3 separate regions of the Homo sapiens genome follow, and all the other regions are linked to region 3. The links are chromatin contacts, found by Hi-C or POLR2A ChIA-PET in ENCODE. All regions are on one chromosome and are shown on one strand. The core of a region is the stretch at or near the end of the contact, and the rest is flanking DNA. Distances in the headings are between cores, read along the strand shown.

What was found. A loop is a pair of places that touch in the nucleus more often than their neighbours do. ChIA-PET counts read pairs that join two places held with the same protein, here RNA polymerase II (POLR2A). Pooled maps may share reads with other maps.
Region 1: a pooled map shows a loop between it and region 3 (17-fold over the local background). The contact joins the promoter of UQCC4 here to the promoter of LMF1 in region 3. A Hi-C loop is called at or near these places in 8 of 50 pooled maps. POLR2A ChIA-PET finds 5 or more read pairs at or near these places in 2 of 52 experiments (CD4-positive, alpha-beta T cell and activated naive CD8-positive, alpha-beta T cell).
Region 2: a loop to region 3 is called in a map of CD4-positive, alpha-beta memory T cell, with 18 times the contacts of the local background. The contact joins the promoter of RAB40C here to the promoter of LMF1 in region 3. A Hi-C loop is called at or near these places in 1 of 168 maps with a recorded cell type or tissue (CD4-positive, alpha-beta memory T cell), 2 of 37 single-sample maps with no recorded cell type and 9 of 50 pooled maps.

The regions. Positions count from the first base shown.
Region 1 is chr16:1,418,781-1,422,683 of GRCh38, forward strand. It overlaps UQCC4 (ubiquinol-cytochrome c reductase complex assembly factor 4), which reads right to left and starts at 1,967. Exons shown (of 2, transcript NM_001272051.2): 1 at 1,912-1,967; 2 at 972-1,832. The coding sequence starts at 1,943. The coding sequence ends at 1,466. RefSeq lists enhancers at 1,258-2,113, 1,601-1,670, 1,681-1,730, 1,981-2,140, 2,114-2,967 and 1 more.
Region 2 is chr16:588,112-591,754 of GRCh38, forward strand. RAB40C (RAB40C, member RAS oncogene family) reads left to right here and starts at 1,955. Exons shown (of 6, transcript NM_021168.5): 1 at 1,955-2,322. The coding sequence starts at 2,181. RefSeq lists enhancers at 276-475, 598-1,471 and silencers at 816-1,125, 1,446-1,505, 1,516-1,565, 1,636-1,755, 1,846-2,165.
Region 3 is chr16:969,662-973,526 of GRCh38, forward strand. It overlaps LMF1 (lipase maturation factor 1), which reads right to left and starts at 1,323. Exons shown (of 11, transcript NM_022773.4): 1 at 1,127-1,323. The coding sequence starts at 1,319. RefSeq lists enhancers at 1-519, 2,502-3,492 and a silencer at 565-1,734.

The DNA of each region.
Region 1 (3,903 bases), core at 717-3,216, 450 kb after region 3:
GGCCGGGCGCGGTGGCTCCCATCTGTAATCCCAGCACTGTGAGAGGCCGAGGAGGAGAGATCACTTGAAGTCAGGAGTTTGAGACCAGCCTGGCCAACATGCCAAAAGCCCGTCTCTACTGAAAATTTAAAAATTATCCGGGTGTGGTGGCACAAGCCTGTAGTTCTAGCTACTCGGGAGGCTGAGGCAGAAGAACTGCTTGAACCCAGGAGACAAGAGGTTGCAGTGAGCCAAAATTGTGCCACTGCACTCCAGTCTGGGAGACAGAGTGAGACCCTGTCTCAAAAATAAAAACAAAACAAAACAAAACAAAAAAACAAAAAACAATCACTTAGGTAACCCAAAATAGTGCCCATCATTTGTGAAAAGAAATACTCACTAGTTGTATTCTACTCAGAAAATGGTTGCCTTGCTTAAAAAGTTTTGCAGAAAACTGCAAAAGTTCCTCATTTCTGGTACTATTCGGTAATATATATGTAGGTTTCTTTCCTCAGTTCCCACTCTGGAAAAAAAAAAAAAAAGGAAAACGAAACTTTTTTTTTTTTTTTGAGACGGAGTCTCGCTTTGTCGTGCAGGCTGGAGTGCAGTGGCGCGATCTCGACTCACTGCAAGCTTCGCCTCCAGGGTTCACGCCATTCTCCTGCCTCAGCCTCCGGAGTAGCTGGGACTCCAGGGGCCCGCCACCACGCCCGGCTAATTTTTTGTATTTTTTAGTAGACACAGGGTTTCACCGTGTTGGCCAGGATGGTCTCGATCTCCTGACCTCGTGATCCGCCCGCCTCAGCCTCCCAAAGTGCTGGGATTACAGGCGTCAGCCACCGCGCCCGACCGGAAAAGGAAACTTTTAAAAATAGCTGCTGGTGCAACTAACTTACGTGCTCTGGTAAACAAGAAGAGATTAAAATAAAAAACAATAGCTGCCCAAATACCCCCTTTTTAAAAACTAGATGCAAAAAAAGGGAATCATCTAATCCCATATTATAAAATTAAAATTTATTTTCATTTGTTGTTGTGTAAAACTCACATGTGGAAGTGTTCCTTGCACAGGCCGCAGCATGCAATACAGTTTCACACTTCTGCCAGATATTCTATCTCAGAAAGCAAATTACCTGCAAACTAACACTGGATGACAAGTGTCACCAGAAGTGCTTTGGAAACATGATTATGTTATACAAAGACTTGGCAAATCCAACAGCATACAGTGCAACTGAAACCTTCCCCAAGGATCTGAGAAGTCTTGCCGATGGAATCCTTGGACATCAAGAGCCAGGCGAGGAGCAGTTTCCGATCTGCTGAGATTCTGCTCCGCCTTCACGCGAATCAGCATAGCCAAGTGCCCCATCCACCAGCCAAGTCCTTCAGTGCTGAGGACGCACGCATAGCCAGGACAGTCACGGGCAAACGTGACATCAAATCCGAAGGGCGGCTGTCGGCTCCCTTCCTGCCAGCCCCAGCGGGCACCCCGTCAAGTTCTCGCTCTGTAGGCAGCTGGAGTCTCAGGCTCCTCAGAACGATCACTGGGCTCTGGCACCTCTCCCCACACCTGTCTCAACCACTGGTCCGCCTCGCTCTCCTCCCTCAGGTAGCACCAGATGATCAGCGCCACGAGGAAGCAGCTGAGGGGCAGCACCTTCCACCAGGGCCGCTGATGTCCCTTTCCCATGGTATGGCCCACCGACCAGCGGTGAGGGTTGGCTTTGCTGGAGGAAAACTCAATGGGGCGGTCAGGGTCGTCCTCTTCCTCGGCGGCAGGGTGGGCCCGATCCCGGGAACCGGGCAACGGATGAAGGCTTCGGGAAGCCCAGCCTATGAGCCTCAGCGCCCGGACGGCCCTGGAAGAGAGAGAGCAGTAAGCGCTCCGCCCGCCCGCCGGTGTCTGCCCTCGGCCCTCCGAGACCTTGAGGAGCTCACCCGGCCGCCGGGGCACACAAGACACGATTCATTGCTGCCTTGACTCCTCGACTGACGCCTTGGCGCGCCGTGATAGCGTCACTTCCGTCGCCGGAAACCGGAAACCGGGCGCCATACCAGGCCTCCGCTCACGACTACAGAACGTGGTCCCAGTAGCGCAGCGGAAATGACGTTCGGCTGCGAAGAGCTCTTTCCGTCGCAGGCCCGGAGTGCGCGATGGCATGCCGGGAAATGTAGTTCTCCGTCCCTTTCGAATAGGACCGACACCCCGGTCCCTGGCCCCGAAGAGAGGCGGGCGCCGCGGGGGCGGACGTTGTCCTCAGAGAGTTGTCTGAGTTTGCCTCGGAGCAGTTCTGAACCGTCATGAAGGTGCGCGGGGCCTGGTTGGGGATCCGCGCCCTCAGCCCTGCCCGCCTGCCCTGGGCTGGGCGCCCGCACCTCTCTGCCGGCTTCCCCGAAGGCCGTGGCACCGCCCTATTTTTTTTTTTTTTTTTTTTCCGTTTAGTTCTTTTCGTGAGACAGGGACTCTCTCTGTCGCCCAGGCTGGAGTGCAGTGGCGCGATCTCACGTCACTGCGGCCTCTGAAACCGCCTTTGCAAAAATTATCACTGAGGAAATGACAGTGGAAGAGATGAGACCTAAGGGGCTCCGTCGTGCTTCCCACCCTTAAGCTGTCCTGGTTCATTCCTGGGCGTGGGCAGAGCTAACTTTGGGAAGGATTTCAGTTCATGGTTTCACTCTGAATCAAAGTCAACAGCCCTTTCCAGAAAAAACCCCCGTCTTGCCTGAAGACCAGTCTGCCTTTGCAGGACTAATAAATCAGCTGCAAAATTAGAAATTGGCCGGGCGCCGTGGCTCACGCCTGTAATCCCAGCACTTTGGGAGGCCGAGGCGGGCAGATCATGAGGTCAGGAGATCGAGACCATCCTGGCTAATACGATGAAACCCTGTCTCTACTAAAAATACAAAAAATTAGCCGGGCGTGGTGGCGGGCGCCTGTAGTCCCAGCTACTCGGGAGGCTGAGGCAGGAGAATCGCTTGAACCTGGGAGGCAGAGGTTGCAGTGAGCCGAGATGGAGCCACTGTACTCCAGCCTGGGCGACAGAGCGAGGCTCAGTCTGAAAAAAAAAAAGAGTCTGAACCTCCCCAAATTGCTCCTGGGGATAACATCACTATTGTAAAATCTAAGATCAGGCCGGGTGTGGTGGCTCACGCCTGTAATCCCAGCACTTTGGGAGGCCAAGTCGGGTGGATCACGAGGTCAGGAGTTTGAGACCAGCCTGGCCAGTATGGTGAAACCCTGTCTCTACTAAAAATACAAAAAGTAGCCTGGGGTGGTGGCGCTCGCTTGTAGTTCCAGCTACTTGGGAAGCTGAAGGAGAAGAATCGCTTGTACCCTGGAGGTGGAAGTTGCAGTGAGCCAAGATCATGCCATTGTGCTCCAGCCTGGGTGACGGAGCAAGACTCTGTCTCAAAAAGCACAACAACAACAAAAACCTAAGCTCAAAGATCAGTGCCTGAAATATTTAGCAGAGCGTGCACTGGATGGATCAGCTGGTACCACCCAGACCGGTCATCTGGCCCAACCGGTTCTGCCATGCCCGCCAGGAACAGAAGAGTCTGAACGTGAGTCCATCTCCAACCTGACCAACCAGCACTCCCCACTTCCCAAGCCTCTACCCTCCAAATTATCTTTAAAAATTCCTATCCCCAAATGCTCCGGCTGACTGATTTGAGTAATAATAGAACTCCTGTGTCCCGCACAGCCAGCTCTGCGTGAATTACTCCTTCTCTATTGCACTCCCCCTGTCTTGATAAATTGGCTCTCTCTAGGCAGCAGGCAAGTTGAACCCATTCGGCACTTAGACCTCTGCCTCCCGGGCTCAAGTGATTCTCCCACCTCAGCTTCCTGACTGGCTGGGACCACAGGCGCCCACCACCAAGCCTGGCTAATTTTTGTATTTTTAGTAGAGACGGGGTTTCACCATGTTA
Region 2 (3,643 bases), core at 705-3,204, 380 kb before region 3:
TTCTGATTTATGTTCTCAGGAAAGGAGGAGACGGCTGCTCACCACTATCCACCCCCCGCTTCCAGGCAGTCTCAGAAACCGAGGAGGAAACATCACATCTTTGGTGCTTCCCGTCCCTGGAGTGAGGGGCCTCAGGGACTTCACAGCCAGGGCTCAAGTCTGGGCACAATGACCTCTGAGCAGAAGAGGCTCTCCCTGACCCGCCAGGTTGTTTCCGGGTTAATGCCTGGGGAACTTGGCAAGGCGCCATCTCTACAAAAAATACAAAAGGTAGCCGGGCATGGTGGCGCCTGTAGTCCCAGCTACTCGGGAGGCTGAGGCTGGAGGATCGCTTGTGCCGGGGAGGTAGAGGCTGCAGTGAGCCGAGATCGCGCTACTGCACTGCAGCCTGGGCGACAAAGGGAGACCCTGTTTCAAAAAAGAAAAAACTGGTGCGTCGATGTGGTCGCCGCTTAGTCAGGCCATGTCTTCAGCTCTGGGGGACGGGAGGTCACTGGAGGTGTGGGGCTGCCCGTCCTGGCGTCCCTCTGTGTAAGCAGCACCTGCTCCCGGAGGCACAGCCCTGGTCGGGGCCCCTCTGGAGGAGGGTTCTTGCCGGGCTCTGCTCCTCGCCGGCGGGGCAGACGTGACGGGCTCCGCACCCGGTCTGGAGAGGGCTGCGCTGGGTCGGCGCTGACGTTACTGCTTTTACTTACGACTGTAACAGCGCTACTGAACGCAGAGCACGTATCACAAAGCTCACCCGTTCCGAGTGAGTAACTTCACCGAGAGAGGCAGGACCATCCCCACGACGGTAGGACCTTCTCGTCACCCCAGAAAGAACCACGTGCCCACTCAACCCCCGACCCCACGCCGGGGCCCGCGGACGCAGCCGCCTCGCTCGCCCACGCACCTGCGGCAGCCGGGCCCGGCAGGGACGAGGGCTCGGCGGCGCCCCCGGGAAGAGCGCGGTCCGGGCCCTGGGTCCCCGTCCAGGAGGCGCCGCTGCCGCAGTGAGCACGTCGGGCCGGGTCTTGAGCTCGCGCCGGCCGCGCTCCCCGCGTCCCGAGCTGTGGCGGCCGCGTCCCCGGGCGGAAGGCTCACGCTCGGTGACGCCGCGCTGTCCCAGAACCTCAGCGACTTTGCAGACTCACTGGTGACCCAACGGTGCGCCCCGCCGCCGCCGGGCGGAAGTCCCGCCCCTGCCCCGGAGAGGAAGTTCCGCCTCATCGAGCGCCGATTGGCCGCACCGCCTTAGAGAGGACGCGCCCGGGGCCACCCCGCCGCTCCCTCCGAGGGTTCTGCGGAAGCAGGCGGCACAGCCTGCGAGGGGCTTTCGTTTCCCGGACTCAGCCGCATCGCCTCGGCTCGGGCGCGCCTGCATCCTGCCGCCCGTCCGCGCGTTGAAGGGGCGGATACAAACAACGTGGACTTCCGAGCCCCTGATTGGCGAGCGTGTAGGAAAGGGGCGGGGTTAGCAGAGCCGTGATGGACATGCAAGCGACCCAATGGCGCCGGCGACGGGGCGGGCGAGGACAACGGCGTTGTGGGCCGGGGGCGGGGCGGCCGGCGGCTCTGGGATTTCTCTGGGAGGCAGCCGCAGGGAAGGGAATGATCTTGGTGAACTTATAATCGAACCAATGGTTCCGGGAAAGCAGGAGGCGAGTGGCCAATGGCGACGGCGATGAGGCAGGCGTCCGCTGTCTCCGCAACGCCGTGTGGGAAAGGCGGGGGAGGGGCGGTCATGACAGACGTGCAGACAGGCCAATGGCTGAGGGAAGGAGGGCGGCGGGCGACCTCTGGTGACTACGGGAAGGCAGGGCGGGGTGGTGAAGAGGCGGTGCGACCGGAGGTCTGGCGGCGCCGTGTGGAACGCCGTGAGGGCGGGGAAGTCGTGACGGACGGGCGGGTGGGCCAATGGGCTCGGGAGGGCGGGCGAAGGGTGGCCAATGGCGGCGGCGCGGCCGGGGGTGGGGCGGCGCGGCGGCCCTGGTGGTGCGGGAAGCGGCGGGGCGGCGGCGAGGCTGAGGTGCGCCCGGGCGCGGGCGGGGCGGGGCCGGCGCTGGGCTTCGGGCGCGCCCACTCGGCCGCCGTGGGGCGGACGCAACGGGCGCAGGTGCGGGGCGCGGGCTCTCTCACGCCGCGGCCTCACCCGGCGGTGCTTCGGCAGGCGGCCGGCGCGGGGCGCAGGCGGCGCGGCCATGGGCTCGCAGGGCAGTCCGGTGAAGAGCTACGACTACCTGCTCAAGTTCCTGCTGGTGGGCGACAGCGACGTGGGCAAGGGCGAGATCCTGGAGAGCCTGCAGGACGGCGCGGCAGAGTCCCCGTACGCCTACAGTAACGGTAAGGCCCGGCCCGCGGCGCGCGCTGCTACGCGGGGCCCGAGCCCGGCGAGCTGGGCACGGAGCTCGCCCTCGGCCCGGCCCTTCCAAGCGCCGCCGAACGTTCCCAGGAACGCCTTTGCCTGGCTTCCAGACTCGGTAGCTCGGTGGCTGCGGGGTGCCCGTGCTCCAGTCCCGAGGTGACGCCGGGGGGCAGGAGGACGGACCAGAGGGACGCGCCCAGCGGGGACGGTGCCATGGACCCGGGGTCTGGGGGACGGTGTCACGGGTCCGGGATCTCAGGGGAAGGTGTCATGGGTCCGGGATCTGGAGCCCAGGGGAAGGTGTCATGGGTCCTAGAGAAGGTGTCATGGGCCTGGGGAAGGTGTCATGGGTCTAGGATCATCTGGGGTCCGAGGGAAGGTGTCATGGGCTCGGGGGAAGGTGTCGTGGGCCGGAGGGAAGGTGTCATGGGTGCAGGATCTGGGGTCTGGGAGAAGGTGTCATAGGTCCGAGGGAAGGTGTCATGGGTCCAGGATCTGGGGTCCGGGGAAAGATGTCATGGTCCCGGTAGAAGGCGTCATGGGCCAAAAGGAAGGTGTCATGGGTCTAGGATCATCTGGGGTCCGAGGAAAGGTGTCATAGATCTGGGGGAAGGCATCATGGTCCTAAGGGAAGCTGTCATGGGTCTGGGATCATCTGGGGTCCGAGGGAAGGTGTCATAGATCTGGGGAAAGGTGTCATGGGTCTGGGATCTCAGGGGAAGGTGTCATGGGCCTAAGGGAAGGTGTCATGGTCTGGGATCTCAGGGGAAGGTGTCATGGGTCTAGGATCATCTGGGGTCTGAGGGAAGGTGTCATAGATCTGGGGGAAGGCATCATGGTCCTAAGGGAAGGTGTCATGGGTCTGGGATCATCTGGGGTCCGAGGGAAGGTGTTATAGATCTGGGGAAAGGTGTCATGGGCCCGGGGAAGGTGTCACGGACCCAGGTCTGGTGGCAGGTGCTGCTGGGCTGCTCTTGGGACCCTGTCTCGAGCGTGCACAGATGACAGGTCCTTATAGGCACGCTGTTCCCCTGAGGTATTTGCTTACTGCTGAGGGAGTCAACGCTTTGTGCTAGAAGAAAATACCTCTGTAATGAGTTACTGAACATTTGTTTTGTTTTGTTTTCTTTTCTTTTCTTTCTTTTTTTTTTTTTTGAGACGGAGTCTCACTCTGTCGCCAGGCTGGAGTGCAGTGGCACAATTTCAGCTCACTGCAACCTCCGCCTCCTGGGTTCAAGCGATTCCCCTGTCTCAGCCTCCCGAGTAGCTGGGACTACAGGTGTATGCCACCACGCCCGG
Region 3 (3,865 bases), core at 73-2,572:
GGCAACGCCCGGGGCCAGCAGCTCCGGAGCCCTCTGGGACGGTGACTGCCCACGCGCCCCGCTGGCTGCATCTCGGCCTGGCAGGCTCCCCTCACTTCCATACTCATTTGAGAGCCTCACTTGAGGTTCGTAGCTCCTGACACGTTGGGCTTATGAAACATGTATCCGTGTGATCACATGTCACCGTGATCACAGAACCGTTCTCTTCCAAACCAGTTCTGGGTTGTAGGGACTGGGGAGAGAGGGAGTTGGAATCGCCAGCTGCCCCTGGCCAGGGGATCCAGAGGTTTTGAGCGTGAACTGACTTTTCTCAGAGCTCTGCTCTGTAGGCTGCGCACGCGGGCCCCGCACAGCTGTGGGGTGAAGGGTCTCCGCCAGTGGACCCGGCCAACCACATCCCACAGTGAGGCGCAGGCTTCACTTGCAGATGAGGTTCCGGAGCTGCCCCCAGACCTCCGCTGGGAATCTTCCCGAACGCAGACTGAGCTAGTCGAGAACACTAAAGGAGAAACTCCAGTCTGGCCACCAGCCAGTCACCTTCCCTCAGCCCCTGGGAGACGCGAAGGAGGCTCCCGGGCCGGCTCCTCGGATTTTGGCAGGGGCCGCACGCGGCAGGGATGTGGCGTGCGGGCGTCCAGTTACAGTGGGAACCTTCACCGTCAGCACAGCGCTGTGTCGGGGACAGCAGGAGCGCCTCGCCTCTCCAGGCCGCCCCCCGCCCCGCAGCCAGGACGCAGACCCCCGACCTGCGCACGGACGGGTGACCCTCCACCTGCCCAGCTCTCCTGGGAACTCCTGGGCCAGGGCCCGGGCCGGCCCCGCCTCGCATAGCCCCGAGCCGGTCCTGGCAGGCGCGGCCGTGCAACTTCGGGGCTGCGGGTGGAACCGGGAGCCCAGGAGCCCAGGCCGGAGGCTCGAGGCGGCGACAGGGGTAGGGCCGGGTGCGCTGTCGCCAGCAAGCCTTGTCCTGCCCTGCCCGCCCCGCCTTGCCCGGGCCCCAGCAGGAAGGAGGGCTGCGTGGGGGCGCCGCGGCCGCGAGACCGCGCGGAGGAGTCTCGAGGGAGGGCGGGGGTCGTGGTGCGCGGAGGTGACACTGGCGGATGTCCCGGGCCCGCCCGGCACTCACAGTACACGAAGGCTAGGGCCTTCAGGAGCACGATCCGGGTCAGCCAGAAGGTGCCCGTGTGGAGATGGGCCGGAGAGCCTGCGGGGCCACGCCCCGGCGCGGGCGGCGACTCAGGCTCCGGATCCGAGTACCCAGTCTTCCGCCTCCTCAGCGACTCCGCGGGCGCCGCCATTGTTGGGCTGTCAGGGCGCATGTGCGGGGAGGGCGCACTCCCGGAGGCCCCGCCCATTCTCGGAGGCCCCGCCCATTCTCGGAGGCCCCGCCTCTCCCTGGCCGGCCCTGCCCACGGCCGAAGGCCCCACCCACACCCCGGGAGGCCCCGCTCACAGTCCCGGAGGCACCGCCCCCTCCAGCCGGCCCCGCCCACGCGCGGGAGCGGGTGCCCGGAGCCTGCCTCCTTCGCAGTTCTCGCTGGGCGCTGCTGCGGGTAGGGCGCGGGGCCGGGTACCTGGGAGGTGGTGCGCGTCGCCCGACCCGAGCTCACTGGGGCAGGCACGCGTGCCTTCCGTCAGTCCGAGTTGCAGAGGCCAGGTGCCCTCCCCCAGCCAGGCGCCTTCCCAGCTGTGGTCCTGGGGAAGGTGGGCTGCACAGGCCCTGGCGGTGCTACCACTGCGTGCCCCTGCCTCACAGCTGACACTCACTCTCTGCGGAGGAGGGTGCTAGGGCGATCGTCGCAGCCAGCAAGGGACAGAGTAGGCAGGGCTGTGCCTGGAATGCTCGGGGGACCCTCCCCTTTCTCCCAGCCTGAGCACCCTTCCGCCTTTGCACAACCCAGCTCCTGCCTGCCCTTGGGACTGGACTTCAAGCTGTGGGGGAAGAGGGGGACTCAGGACTCAGGAGGGAAGGGCTAACTGCCCAATGCCCCAAACAGAACATGAAGGAGGACGCCAGCACTCTACACTCTGATGACTGGAGCGGGGTTCTGGAGGCTGATGTGAAGCGGGTGCTAGGAAGGGCTGGGGTCACAGGCATTCCTTAGAGGAAAGAAAGGGCGTGAGGCTAGAGTAGGCATTGGAGACCTAGGGGTTAGTGAATAAACTGTGGGGCACTTAGGTGGAAGTGCAGATTTCTCCTTATTCATTTGTCAGCACTCTTTACGTATGAAAAATCCTGTTCTTTTGTGTATATTGGAAATATTTGTCCTGGTTTTTTGTTTTTGTTTTCATGTATTCTTCTCTTTTGCCTCTCTAGCTTTCCTAGTGTTTTGGCGTATCAATTATCGCCACTGGGTTGGTCAAATGACCCGTCTTTATTGCTTGTTTAATTACCTGTTTAATTATATCTTCACCACCTGCAGTGTGAGCCTTGTGTGGGCAGGGACTGACTGTGGACATCGGGCCCCCAAATCCAGGCCTGACCAGCAGTGGCCCGAGCTTCCTCTCAGCCTCCACCTTCCCTGTGTTGCTGGGGCCGTAGCATACGTGTACATCTTATGGTTTAATTCATTTTTAGTTTCCATTTCTTTTCTATGAAACCCCCCTTAGGAGCCCAGCTGTGAAATGGGACCCTGTTAAAGATGTTGCAACGGGTACGAACACACAAACATCCTCCGCATGCTGGCCCAGCCTCCGGGAGCGTGGTGTGTGCCTGAGGGCTCGGAGCCTTGGGGATCGCAGGAGGCATCGGCCCTGGCTGGCGCCCGGCACCCAAGTCCCTCCACAGAGCCCACGACCCGTACCTCTCCTCGTGACCTGGGGGCCAGCTTAGGAAGGGCCGGCACAGCCCACACTGTTCCCCTCATCTGTGGGGAACAGGGAGCCCCACACCCTGGGACCACGCCTGCAGAGCGGGCCCTGTCTGGGTGCCAGGCCTGCTAGGGGACGGACGGCGAGAGGGACTGCCCTGCGTCAGGTGTGGCCCTGCGCTGTCCTCAGGTGGGGCTGCCCTCACAAGGAGGCTTTGTGCACAGCTTCCCCTCGCTGGGCCGAGCTGCTCTCCCCGCGAAGGGCACAATGGGGCATTGTGCAGAGCAGAAAAGGGCCTCTTGTTCCAGCTTCCAGCGCTCCGGGCTCCGGCTCTGCATTTGCCCAGGGTGGGAGCAGTCAGCGGAAGGGTCTGCTGGGAGCTCCTGTTCTCTCTGAGCTCAAGTTTCCCTCAGGGTCTGCTCTCTTGAGACGCTGACCGCAGGGGTCCCATCCACTGCCCAGAATGGCTCCAGAGCAGGTCACCGGGGGCAGGGCTTGGGCCGGGGAGAGGTGGACCAGCAGCTCTGGTCGTGCCCATTTCAGCCTGAATTTAATCAAAAGTGCACTGGGTTATGATTCAGCCATCAAAAAGAATCCAGGAGCCGGGCGCCTGTCATCCCAGCACTTTGGGAGGCCGAGGCAGGTGGATCACCTGAGGTCAGGAGTTCAAGACCAGCCTGGCCAACATGGTGAAACCCCGCCTCTACTAAAAATACAAAAAAATTAGCCAGGTGTGGTGGCGGGCACCTGTAATCCCAGCTACTCGGGAGACTGTGACAGGAGAATCGCTTGAACCCGGGAGGTGGAGGTTGCAGTGAGCCTAGATCGCGCCACTGCACTCCAGCCTGGGCCACAGAGCGAGACTCTGTCTCACTAAAATAAAACATAAAATAAAAAGGAATCCAGTTCTGACACGTGCTACAACACAGATGAACCTCAGAACATCAAGCTCAGTGGGACAGGACAGACGCGGAGGTCATGAGTTGCGTGAGCCCATTTACATGAAATGTCCGGGGTGGGCAAAGCCACGGGGAAAGGAGGGAGCTCTGTGGTC